3 separate regions of the Homo sapiens genome follow, and regions 2 and 3 are each linked to region 1. The links are chromatin loops, found by intact Hi-C in ENCODE. Cell type or tissue: HCT116. All regions are shown on one strand. Links, peaks and the distances in the headings refer to the core of each region. The heading gives the core; the rest is flanking DNA.

Region 1 (3,723 bases), core at 115-2,614:
CACGGGGCCAGGAACAGCAGGAGGTTTGAGGCTGCATTGGAGAAGGACAGAGCTGGGCTCTTGAATCCTAAGGCTTTCATCTCAGGCATGAATCTGGTGACATCAGGACATTCTCCAGAGCCCATTGGTACAGGCAGATTAGGGCAGGTTTGAGAGATTCTAGAATCAGGTAGATAGTACATTTTGGCATGTCTAGATAATTGAGCTTAGAAATCAAGCAATCCAGCCCCTCACTTTACAGTTAAGGAAATGGAGGTTCAGAGAGATTCTGAGCTCTTCCCCATCTTACATCTGGAAGAGGCCAGGCCAGGGCTCAGATCCAGGGCCTTTCATGAAGCAGCCAGGGCCACATGCCTGGATCACAGCTGGAAAGCTATGCCCTAGCAGGGCTGCTGTTTGCAGCTGTTCAGGCCTTGCCTTGCTTTTTATAGACTGAAGTATGAGCAACACTGCCTGGGGGTGAGCAGTGCACACACTGCACCACTGTCCGGGGAGGCTCTGAGTCAGAGTCAAAGCAAAGGCCTGAGAGCTCCCATCAGAGAGGTCCCATCTCTTGGGCTGGGCTGGGTATGTGGTGAAAATGGAGGCAGGAGGGTGACTCGGAACCTGGACAGCAGTGATGGGTCCCCATCCATGGACACTGGAATTTAGGGTGGAAGACTGGCATTTGGAAAGGCAGGTAAGAACAGACCACTGCCCTGGAGGAAATTTGGGTCTGGGTATAAAGGCATAGAGTGGCAAGATGAGGACCACTCCCCAGAGTCGAGGGTTCATTTGGTCATGAGGGGTCATGAGGGAGGCCCTTGTTACTGCGCCTAGAGTTCAAAGTGCTGCTCACTGAGCCCATGAGCACCTGGCCGGGACACAACATCCTTCCTCCTAGGCTGTGGGCCACACCAGAGCCCAGCCAGCTGGTCAAACTGAGTCAGGAGCAGAGTCCAGCAGGCTTTTACAGCAGACAGACCCTGGAACTCAAAGGGCAGGAGCAGGGCATGGACAGGGGCCACAGTCCCTACAAGCAGGCAGATGCCAAGACCTCTCTGGGAGGTGAAGGTTCAGGTAAAGTGAGCCACGCATCACCTGGGGGTTCAACACTGAATAAAGTATTGACAGAAGTTGGTAATCCCTCAGAGTCACAGGAGTTCAGCTTGCAAGCCATTTGTATGTCACTGTTGTATTTGATTTCGCAAGAACCCCGTGATGAGGTGTTGTCACACGCATGTTACCCACGTGAACTTCACAGGTTACAGGAATGGACAAAACGGGAATTTGAACCTAAGTCCTGGCCTTCCTGGGACGCCCATCCTGCACCACCGCGCCCTCTTCTGGTCACAGAGGGAACTTTTGATGTTAGGCTCAGCTGGTCGTGGGCCCTAACGTAGGGAACAGAGAGGTGTAGGCACTTGACTCAGGTGATGGTGGAGAAGGGCGCGGGGGTGGCTGTAATTAGGGCACAGGTGAAACAGGAGCTTCTAGTAGGTAGATCCTGACCGTGGAGAGAGCATCACGTGTCTGAGCCTGTAAGCAACATTTTGCCGCAACAGGGATGGGAGAACAATTCTCCCAGGCAGCTGCCTCTCACACCGCATCTCTATGTGTTCCCCACAGGCCGTTTCTCCTGCTGGGACACTTTTCCTCTTTCTTATAGGTGAACCTTTTAGTGTTCAGATGTCCTTCCCCGCCCGGCAGGCCAAGGAATAAGCCTAGGCCCACAACTCTATCTTCTGTGTTTCTACAGGCCTTATTTCACATGGTGTTAATTGTAAAGTGTTTTATGATTTTTCTTTCTTAAAAAGCAGCATGGGCTGGGCGCAGTGGCTCACGCCTGTAATCCCAGCACTTTGGGAGGCCAAGGCAGGTGGATCACCTGAGGTCAAGAGTTCAAGACCAGTCTGGCCAACATGGCGAAACCCGGTCTCTACTAAAAATACAAAAATTAGCCAGTCTTGGTGGCAGGCGCCTATAATCCCAGCTACTCAGGAGGCTGAGGCAGGAGAATCACTTGAAGCCAGGAGGCAGAGGTTGCAGTGAGCCAAGATGATGCCATTGCACTCCAGCCTGGGTGACAGAGTGAGACTCCATCTCAAAAAAAAAAAAAAAAAAAAAAAAAGACAACAAACAAAGTAGGATGTTCTCTTTGCAGGTAATGTGGAAAATGTTAAAAAAAATACAGAAGCAAAATAAAAATCACTCTCAATCCAGCTCTCAAGATATAAATGATATAAATCCCATTAGCGTTTGCATGCATCTCCTTTCAAATCATAAGTGCACCATTGGATATGTACTTCACTAATCATGCTATATTCGATGTTGTTGAATAGCATTACCTACGGAAGCGTTATGAAATGTTCTATAAGCCCTCTTTTGCATAGCCTCATCACATTTCATTCTGTGGCTGGCCCATAATTTATATAGTCATTCTTCTTTTATTGGCCATTTCTATTGTCTTTAATCTTACTATTATGAACCATGCTATAAGGAAAAGGTGGTTTGTGAATCTTGATTGCTGGGGTGGAGTCCTGGAAGCAAAATCAAGAGGTCAAAGGATCCAAACAGTTTTAAAGCTCACTATGGTCATGGCCCCACTGCCTCCCAGATGAGCAGCAGCGGTTTCCCCATGGACAGGTGTGAACGTACCCATTGTTCCTGTTCTGCCCTGAACAGCAGGGAAGGTGGGAACACCCTCTCACTTTTTTTTCTTTGAGACAGAATCTTGCTCTTGTTGCCCAGGCTGGAGTGCAGTGGCACGATCTCTGCTCACTGCAACCTCCATGTCCTGGATTCAAGTGATTCTCTTGCCTCAGCCTCCTGAGTAGCTGGGATTACAAGCATGCACCACCATACCTGGCTAATTTTTTAAAAAATTATTTTTAGTAGAGATGGGCTTTTGCCATGTTGGCCAGGCTGGTCTGGAACTCCTGACCTCAGAAGATCCAACCACCTCAGCCTCCCAAAGTGCTAGTATTACAGGCGTCAGCCCCTGCACCTGGGCCTTACTTTTGTTTTAATGTGCCCTTATTTAATTGTCAGTCCAGTTGAGTATCTTCTGCAGATGTGGCTGAAGTCTCTAAAGGAACCCAATGAACAGCAGTTACTTTCCCTACCCACAGAACCAGCAATTTCAGAAATAAGGCCGAAGAGGGACAGAAGGGGCTAAAATACTACCTCAAGTCTTGATAAAACAAAGGCAGAGGCTGCAGCCTCCTGTGGTTGCCAGCTGGGCCTGCTAGATGAGTTATGAATTCAGCAACACCCCCTCTCTCCATCCCAGGCTGACTTCGCTGGACTGACAGCTGGACAGAGAGCTGGCTCGGCCTTCCTTGGTGTGGGAACTGCCTGGGAGACTCAGCATAAAGGAGCAGAGGTGGATCGCTCCTGCAGGCATGTGGTTCCCAAAACAGAAAAGGGGACAGGTGAGCTGAGATCCCAGAGTTTACTTTTCTGAAATGGACTGGCCAGAATTATCTACTTCTCTTAGGGGACAGCTAAGGAATGGGCTGCAAAGAGGTGGTAGGTTTGGAAAAATTTACCAATAAGGCTGTTTGGAGAGTGGGGATGAAGCATTTCTCTACTGCTTTAATCAACCAACTGTATGTTTCTTCTATTAGTGTTATTTTGCATACTATCTACTGGTATTGGCATGTAAAAGTGGTTTGTTAAAGGTCTTTTAAAATGTTTCATTTGTCTTTTCCTCTTATATGAAGTTTTTGAATTATGAGAGTT
Region 2 (4,735 bases), core at 1,205-3,704, 120 kb before region 1:
GCACAGAATGTGACTGTACTAGTGTACTGAATACTGTAAGCAATTATAATGCAATGGTTAGTATGTAGAAAAGGTACAGTAGAAATAGGGTATAAAAGATAAAAATGGTGGCTGGGTGCGGTGGCTCACACCAGTAATCCCAGCACTTTGGGAGGCTGAGGTGGGCAGATCACGAAGTCAAGAGATCGAGACCGTCCCGACCAACATGGTGAAACCCCATAAAAATACAAAAATTAGCTGGGCATGGTGGCGAGCCCCTGTAGTCCCAGCTACTCAGGAGGCTGAGGCAGGAGAATAGCTTGAACCTGGGAGGTGGAGCTTGCAGTAAGCTGAGATCATGCCACTGTACTCCAGCCTGTTGACAGAGCAAGACTCTGTCTCAAAAAAAAAAAAAAAAAAAAAAAAGATACGGTACTTACCATGAATGGAGCCTGAGCGACTGGAAGTTGCTCTGAGTGGGTGAATGAGTGACTGGTGGGTGAGTGTGAAGGCCTAGGACAGTACTGTACTGTGAAGAGTTTATAAACATTGGACACTGAGACTGAGACTATACTACATTTATAAAAACATTTTCCTGGCTGGGTGCAGTGGCTCACACCTGTAATCCCAGCACTTTGGAAGACCGAGGCGGGCAGATCACTTGAGGCCAGGAGTTCGAGACCAGCCTAGCCAACATGGTGAATCCCCATCTCTACTAAAAATAGAAAAAATTAAAAAAAAAAATTAGCTGAGTGTGGTGGCGCATGCCTGTAATCCCAGCTACTCGGGTGGCTGAGGCATGAGAATTGCTTGAACCCGAGAGGCAGAGGTTGTAGTGAGCAGAGATTGCACCACTGCACTCCAGCCTGGGCAACAGAATGAGACTCTGTCTCGAAAAAACAAAAACAAACAAACAAAAACACCTTTTTTCAATAATAAATTTATCTTACTTTAACTTTTTTACTTTATAAACATTTTAATTTTTAAAAAGTTGACTCTTGTAATAATACTTAACTTAGAACACAAACACATTGTACAGCTGTACCAAATATTTTTGTCTTTATATTCTCATTCTATATGCTTTTTTCTATTTTAAAATTTTCAATTTTTTTAACTTTTTAAACTTTTTTATTAAAAACTAAGACATAAACACACACATTAGCCTAGGCCTACACAGGGTCAGAATCATCTATATCACTGTCTTCCACCTCCACATAACTGTCCCACTGGAAGGTTTTCAGGGGCAATTACATGCATAGAGCTGTCATCTCCTATGATGACAGTGCCTTCTTCTGGAATACCTCCTGAGGGAGCTGCCTGAGGCTGTTTTACAATTAACTTTAAATATATATATATATATATATATATATATATATATATATATATATATGTATATATATATATATGTATATATATATATATATGTATATATACACATATGTGTGTGTGTGTGTGTGTGTAGAAGGAGTGCATTCTGAAATAATGATTAAAAGCAGGGTGTTATAAATATATAAGCCAGTACCATGTACTGTACGTAATTGTATGTGCTACTCTTTTATACAACAGGCAGCATGGTAGGTTGCTTACACCAGCACCACCACGATGTCTTATGCCACGTGAAGATGGCTATGGCGTCACTGCTAGGTGATAGGAATTTTCCAGCTCCATTATAATCCTATGGGATTATCATCATATATGTGGTTCATCCTTGACCCTGACTGTATATTGCTAATCGATTTATAGGCATTCATTATTTATTCTGCACAATAATCATTTATCAGTTTTATGTTTTACAAATATCTTCCCTGTCTTACATGTCATCTTATCACTTTATGATGTCTCTTTTAGGACAAAACTTTTAAATTTTATATCCACAGATTAAAAACATTATTGTCAAATAAAGCACATTTAGAGGAAAAAAAAAACCCCATGAAACCAAATGTACAGCTTAGTGAACTATCGCAGAGCGAATACTTGCAACCTCTCTTCATGTCAGGAGAAAAGTCACAGCCAGCAGCCAGCATCAGTCACTGCTTCCCCTCCCTTCTAGATCCCACGTTCAAGGCAACAGCATCCTCACCTTTCTTTGTGGTTATTTCTGTGAACTTGTATCTCTAAACATTATTAGTCTAGTTCTTCCTATTTGAGGGGCCATTTATATAAATGAAGATACACAGAATGATCTTTTTGTGTGTGTTCTTTCACTTAAGTTTTTGGGAAATTCACAAAATGATTCTAAAATTACTGCGAAAATGGACGTGCCAAGAATAACAAAACAAACTTGAAGAACAACATTGGAGGACTTCATGTTACTGGATAGAAAGACTTCTCATAGAGCTTTGGCAATAAAGACTGCGCGTGCTGTCTTCCATTGTAGGGATACGCTGCGATGTATTCATCCATCGTGGAGTTGGTGGACATTTGTGTTGTTGCCAGCTGGTGGCGGTCATGAATAATGCTGCTACATGCATGCCTGTGTCCATCTCTTGTAACATCTGTGCAAGCATTTCTGTGGGGTATATGCCTAAGAGGGAAATTATAGGTAGGTGGTTGCAGGTAGAGTGACCACACCTTCTCTTTGATTCAGATAGCCCAAGTTTGTGTTTTCGATCATGTCCTAGCTTAATATATTGTCTTATATGAATATCCAATTGTTTTGGAATAATTTACTGTAAAGATGACCATTTTCCCAGTGCTCTAGAACGCCATCTTTGTCATAAGTTAAGTGTTCATATACACTGCTTCTCTTATCGTCTCCACCTGAAAAAACTCTGAATTCATTTGCCAGGTTGAGTGACCCCACCTTATGGAAATGTTTACTCTCTTCCTTCTAGGTGCCTCTCTAGGAGTGCACACCCCCCATCACTCATCATAGGAAGGGGACTCTTGTTTTGGCCAGACTGTAAGGTCTTTGAGTTATGCCTTATTTATTCTTCCTTCTGCCCCAGCCCCTCTGCTAATTACTGAATGGAATGAGTGTATTACCAGCAGTCCTCATCATAACCATGCTGACATTTACCCAGCACTAAGTGCTATATTCATTTGTGATTCATCCTTTGTACACTCTATATGAAGTAGGCACTTCTAGTATCCCACCCTATGAAAGAGGAAACTAGTGCTTTGAAGGAAAGCACCTTGTCCGGGTAACAGAGCTAGGGAGTGGTCAAGCCAGGACTGACAACTGACAACTGTCAGTCTGGCTCCAAGTACTGTCAGTCTGGCTGTGATGAGAGTCATACATTCCATTTACGGAGGTGTCCTTGGTGGAGCTGGACCTTAGAGCTGTAAGTTCAGGCCTGCCAGGTGCTCGCTCTTCTGGCATATCAGCTTCACGTTGAACTGACTGACCATGCTTTCAGGTCATTCCCCAGCCTGACGACAGGCACTAGCCTCACCTGCAGCTGGCTGGAGGTTGCACAGATTTCTCCTACTGTTGGGGGAAAATCCAGAGCAGTTTTTTTTTTCTCTCTCTAGGCTCTATATCAACACAGCAGAGCTCCTGTTTCCTTTCCGTGGAACTCATTTCATTTCTTATTGTGTTCAAACTTCCTTCTTTTGTGTAGGGATTCCCCTATTTCCGGTCAAGCTCTTAATTTTTCTTTGCCTCCATTGCTGTTCAGCCTGAGTATCAGGAAGGATCCCGCCCTCCTTGGAGCTGAGCCCTGGAGCCTCACGGAAGTCTTGCGATGGGACAGGTGCTGCTGAAGGGCATCCGCAGGCTGATAGCAAAGACCCCATCCGGATGCCATCTCTTGCAATCTACCATAGTGATTATGAAGATGATCCCTGGTTATTTTTCTTATAAGAAATCACCTCAAGCCAGCCAGTTGATTAGAAATATTGACAGGTATTCACAGAATAAATTTAATTTGAATTCCTTACACAAGCAAGTTTTCAGAAGGTTCATTTGTTAATCGATTTATCTGGAAATGAGAAAGCCCCTTTTCCATAGAAGTGTAGGTCCACACAGGCTCGTCTAATATAATCTCAAATAATAGATCATTTTAATGAGAAAGGTAGTAAGCAATGCAGTGACATCACTAGTAATGATGCAGTTTTATAATCATACCTCCGTGAAACTCAATATAAAACCTGTCCAAATGTAGAATGCAATGAAAAGTCAATAGGCGGCCGGGCACGGTGGCTCACGCCTGTAATCCCAGCACTTTGGGAGGCCAAGGAGGGCAGATCACCTGAGGTCAGGAGTTCAAGACCAGCCTGGCCAACATGGTGAAACCCCGTCTCTACTAAAAATACAAAAATTAGCTGGGCATGGTGGCAGGCACCTGTAATCCCAGCTACTCAGGAAGCTAAGAAGAATTGCTTGAACCTGGGAGGCAGAGGTTGCAGTGAGCTGAGATCATGCCATTGCACTCCAGCCTGGGGGACAAGAGTGAGACTTCATGTCAAAAAAAAAAAAAAGAAAAGTCAATAAGCAATAGGCTTTTGTGGAGATGTTACATGGAATTTAGAGTTTTTAAGAGCTTTAAAAAAGCCTAACATTATACTTAATTTCACCTTAAAAGTGGGGCTTTATTTTTCCTGGAGCAACTGAATTGATTGTACTACCCAGCGCATATTGATTGTACACTCTTGTTGCCCAGGCTGGAGTGCAATGGTGCTAATCATGGTCAGGTATTACCATGATTAACACCATGGTGAGGACTGGTATTTGTTGAACTGAACATGTCTTTTAACATAAGAATCAGTAAAAGCCATGGGAGCTATTCAAAAACTGTTCCCTCATTCTGTTTTC
Region 3 (4,735 bases), core at 1,205-3,704, 150 kb after region 1:
CTTGCAAGCCAGAGTCTCCCGGCACAGGAGGCTGCCCATGCCGCCTCATGCCTGCCATCCCTGGAGAGGACCAGATAGATGGTGCAGAGCCCCACTGTGCCAACCAGGGACCTTTGGGACAAGGAGCCAGGCTGAACCCAGAACGTCCCAGCTGGGGGCCAAGTGCTTCTGGGTGGAGTGATTTTGCCATTGTGCTGGCGCCAGAGGGCTGTGAAGACTTACGTTCACATGCCCCTTTGAGGGGGTTTTACCAGAATTAAAGGGCTTTCATGGCTTGACCTAATTGTCCTGGGCTGTGGAATTCTTTTTGGTTCCTAGTCAGTGTTCTCACCAAGACCCAACTAGTATAACAAACTTGCTATCGTTGCAGGAAAAAGAACCCATCTCAATGAAATGAGTCACTGGTTGGAAATGTAACCTGCAGGCATTGGAGGCTGTTCTAATTTCTCAAAGAACAAAGGCAGGCAATTTGACAGCTTTTGTTGACTGTCATAGAAATTTCCTGTGAGAGGGAGTCAGTTGCTTCATCTCAAGGAGGTCTGAAGAGGTAATAAGTTGTTTTTTTTGTTTTTTTTTTTTTCAATTGAACAAAATTTATCTAAAACATTTTTCAGCTGGGCACGGTGGCTCACGCCTGTAATCTCAGCACTTTGGGAGGCTGAGGCAGGCGGATCACCTGAGATCAGGAGTTCAAGACCAGCCTGGCCAACATGGGGAAAATCCATCTCTACTAAAAAAAACAAAAATTAGCCGGGCTTTGTGGCGTGCACCTGTAATCCCAGCTACTTGGGAGGCTGAGACAGGAGAATTGTTTGAACCCTGGAGGTGGGGTTGCAGTGAGCCGAGATTGCGCCACTGCACTCCGGCCTAGGTGGCAGAGTGAAACTGTCTCAAAAAATAGCATAATCCCATCTCTGTCACCTACTTGTTGAATGTGTTGATGAAAAGAGTCAAGTTCTGTAAAATCTTTGAAGAGATTTATTCTGAGCCAAATATGAGTGACCAATGGCCCATGACACAGCCCTCAGGAGATCCTGAGAACATGTGCCCAACGTGATCAGGGACAGTTTAGTTTTATACATTTTAGGTAGACATAGGCATCAATCAAATTCATGTAAGATGAACATTGGTTCTGTCCGGAAAGGTGGGTCAACTGGAAGCTGCAGGGCTTGGAGTGGAGGAGGATTCCAGATCATCAGCAGATTCAAAGATTTTCTGACTGGCAATTGGTTGAAAGAGTTAAGTTATTGTCAGAGGACTTAGGAATGTCTGGGTTAAGATAAAGGGTTGTGAAGACCAAGATTTAATCATGCATGTGAAACCTCCAGGTGGCAGGCTTCAGAGAGAATACACTGTAAATGTTCTATCAGTAATTCCAAAAGGGAGGAGGGCATAATGAGGCATGTCTGACCTCTGACCCCTGCCTCCCATCATGGCCTGAACTAGTTTTTCAGGTTAGCTTTGGAATGTCCTTGCAGAGAGGAGGGGTCCATTTAGATGGTTGAAGGGCTCAGAATTTTTCTTTCTTTTCTTTTTTGGTCTACAAATGACTTTGAACAAACTTTGTAATTTCCTTGTGCCTCAGTTTCCTCATCTATAGAATGACAATGATGGTAGTACCCAGCCCATTGTGCTTGTGTGAGGATTAAATACATTGATCTGTGGAAAGTGCTCAAAATGGTGCTTGGCCAGTGGTAAGAGTGACATGGGTGTTATTAGAGGCATCCTGAAAACCATCCTGGGGGCTGCAGGGTAGGCCTGGGCAGCAGGCTTAGAGCACAGCCCCTTCTCGGCCTTCAAGAGCTCTTCCTCCCTGAGGCCCGTGGGGCAGGGTCCAGCGGCCACAGAGACCCGTTCCGTGGTCCCTGGCTGCACTGCACACAACACTCCCACCACTGCTGACCTCCTGGTCTCTCTCACGGGCTGTGCCCCACATCCTCGGCTGCGGTCACTGCACATGAATGTAAAACCTGCTGCACAGGAAGGGTTGAAGGAGGGTGTGATCCTTGGGTGAAGTTCTAATCCCCACCGCCAGCCTCACTGGTCTCCCACAGACAATCAAGATGACAATGGCCACTTCCCAGGGTGGCGGCCAGGGTTGGAGGAGCCAATCCCAGGTCCCAGGTCCGAGGCGGTTGTTGGGCCTTATTGATGCCTGATCGCCATCTAGTGCCCGATAAGAGTCACTGAATCTCTCCCATTACAAACAGCTGGTAACGGTGAATGCAAGACTGGAAGATTCCACTGAAGTCGTTTAGGCTTGGGGCCACCCATTTTAGGAATCCCTTCTAAAGAATCCCCGATCCAGTTTCTGTTTAGAGTTTGATACCGGACTCTGTTGCATTTTTTAAAAACTCTAGGTGTGAAAATCCTATTCCTCAGCTGGAGTCTTATTCCTTACATTTTAACATGCAGTTTTACCCCAAAGGTCCCCAAAATGAATAGCAATAGAGAGGAGAAAGTGTCAAAGTGGGGGAGGCCTGACTCTTGTTGTATACTTGGCTGATATGCGATCACTGTTTCTAAGCATTCAATTCCTTTTCATTTCTTTCTGTCAATTAAGCAGCGCCTGCATTTCAGCTAAGATCCGGGAATAGAAAGGTAACAAAAAATGCACAGACTTTGCTCTCACCAGGCTGAGGCAAGGCCAGCTAAGAGAAAGCTACAGTCAACTGGATGGGACGTGAGGAGAATGAGACCCACGTCCTCAGTCCCCACTGCACCCAGCAATCACCAGGGATCACCCAGGAACCTTTAAACTGATGGCCAGGCTGCCTCCCAGATGCTCACATCTGACTCTGCAGGCCAGGCATTGACCTTTGAAGCCCCCTGTCATGCAGGTGCCCCATGGAGGGTGGGATTAACCGCCATCCAAAATTGGTTAGGCTGCCCAGACTGGTCCCTTCCATTGTTAGGTTGTGAAAAGGGTCACATAATGTGACTTTCTTGGGAGATCAAGTTGGGCTCCATACAGTCCAGGGGGCTTGAGAAAATAAAGTAGGTGCAATGGCAGTAGCATTGGTTCTTACTGTGGTTAAAAGTGAGCCAGCCAGGTTGAGGGTTCCTGCACAGAGGCCAGGATTTGAACTCCCCACGGGCACTCAGGCACCCAGGGAGAAGGCATCAATGTTCTCATCAACTTGCCTGGATGTGGTTCCAGCGGGAGGGAAAGATAACGGATTGAAAGCCATCAGTGGTCAAACATAAAAAATGGAGTCTTTCTCTTTGTTATCTTCCCCCAGGTCATCGCAGACAAGCCTGAGAACCACCCGATCAGATAGTCCATGTTTCCCCAGCCACCGAGGAGAAGAATTACCCTAGGGAACTTACTCAGCACTGATTCCCATGCCTCAACCCACAACCACTGATGAGCATTTCCAAGGATGAGGCTGGTCATGTGAGCATCTGTCCAAGGGGTTCTTATCATCTGGCAGGTTTGAGGAGTGCCGGGCTTGATTCTGGCTGCAGGAATGCACAGGTCACTTCCACTGAGAGCCCCTTTACAGGTGACAAGGGTTTTTCACACACCATGTGACTGACCTTCACACTGTGAGGCAGAAAGGGGAATGTTCGCCCTCATTTTCAGATGGGGAGCCAGGAGCTCAGGGACATCAGAGGAACTCCGGAAACAACAGTGCTGGGAGCCTTGAGGCTCAGCTTCTGGGTCATGCTCCCCATCAGACCTGGCGGGTTTTGCAGTCACTCCTCCACACTTACTTTTTCCTTCACTGTGCATATTGGGTCCTGCAAGAACAATCCCAAGAGAACAGGCCCCGGTCTGGAACAAGGAATCGGCCATCAAGATGGCCGGGGCTCACTGCCGGGATACAAGTGTCTCAGCTGCACGTAACCCAGGAGGGGCGGTGCTGCCCAGCTGGTCTCCTCTTCTCTAAAGGCAACACAAGCAAAAGGCTTTCTTGGTGCAGACTCTAGTCCTCTGGGTCTAGACTCCTGGGGGCACCCAGAAGGATTCCCTTTGGCCTTCTGAGCTCATAACTCCCACCACGTGTGCCATGTTTCTGTGTTTTGGGTCTCACCATTTTCAAGCCGATAGTGGCAAAGACTCTCTGCTTGACTGAACACTAGTCAGCCTTCTAAAACCTCTAGGCCCATCTGAGCACTTTCTTGTAAAACCCAGTTTGAGCAGAGAACCCACTAAATCAGTTGGCAAAAATGCTACACCTTCAATACCTGATCGCCCTTGATATCTAATCAGGTTTCTCATCCTCCACCCCCCCGGGTGCTGTCTGATCACCCTGGCCTGTTTTCAGCTAGAATCCTGGTAGGTTGGTTTAGCCAGAATCCCTTTTAACCCTGAGGATTTCCCTTAGTGGTTTCCATCCACTGCCCCCACCGTGCTCCTTGGCTGTAAATTCCCACTTGCATATGTCATGTTCAGAGTTGAACCTAATCTCTCCCCATCTGCAAAACCCCATTGCCGTGGTCCCAATGCCTATCTTGAGGGCTCCTTATGTGCTTTCACAAGTGTCATTGAATAATTTTTTCTTTAACAATAGATGTAACTGCAAAAAAGTTGCAGAATCTCCTATCATAGTGGAGCAAAAGAAAGAAGTGAACACTCCCAATGAGCCTCCCAGCCCCACTGTCCTCCTTGTGGTCCCCAACGAGTCATGTGAGGGATCAGTTGGATTTGGAGAGCTTGTAATTCAGCCACTCTTCAGGGAGAGTGCATCAGACACTAAATCAATTACTTCGACACATGCTCTTGTAGAGC

The links. Hi-C counts contacts between places; a loop is a spot of excess contacts. Peaks named below come from ENCODE experiments on the same cell type or tissue, not always from the same donor. Only the 100,000 strongest peaks of a DNase experiment are listed, where the experiment ranks them.
Region 2: a loop joins it to region 1, with 6 times the contacts of the local background. A loop is called at or near these places in 7 of 110 quality-filtered maps.
Region 3: a loop joins it to region 1, with 8 times the contacts of the local background. A loop is called at or near these places in 32 of 110 quality-filtered maps.

What each region holds. Positions count from the first base shown.
Region 1 is chr2:234,286,703-234,290,425 of GRCh38, reverse strand. LOC105373933 (a long non-coding RNA gene) reads left to right here. Exons shown (of 4, transcript XR_007088124.1): 3 at 3,272-3,413. Among named protein-coding and RNA genes, the nearest start is that of LINC01891, 170 kb to the left of the region's middle. In HCT116, for the core only: a CTCF peak has its summit at 1,319 (motif pointing left); DNase peaks (open chromatin) are centred at 475 and 1,295; H3K27ac peaks cover 418 bases.
Region 2 is chr2:234,403,974-234,408,708 of GRCh38, reverse strand. No RefSeq gene overlaps it. Among named protein-coding and RNA genes, the nearest start is that of LINC01891, 48 kb to the left of the region's middle. In HCT116, for the core only: CTCF peaks have their summits at 2,221 and 2,420 (motif pointing right); a DNase peak (open chromatin) is centred at 2,409.
Region 3 is chr2:234,133,276-234,138,010 of GRCh38, reverse strand. No RefSeq gene overlaps it. Among named protein-coding and RNA genes, the nearest start is that of SPP2, 85 kb to the right of the region's middle. In HCT116, for the core only: a CTCF peak has its summit at 2,182 (motif pointing left); a DNase peak (open chromatin) is centred at 2,160; H3K27ac peaks cover 392 bases.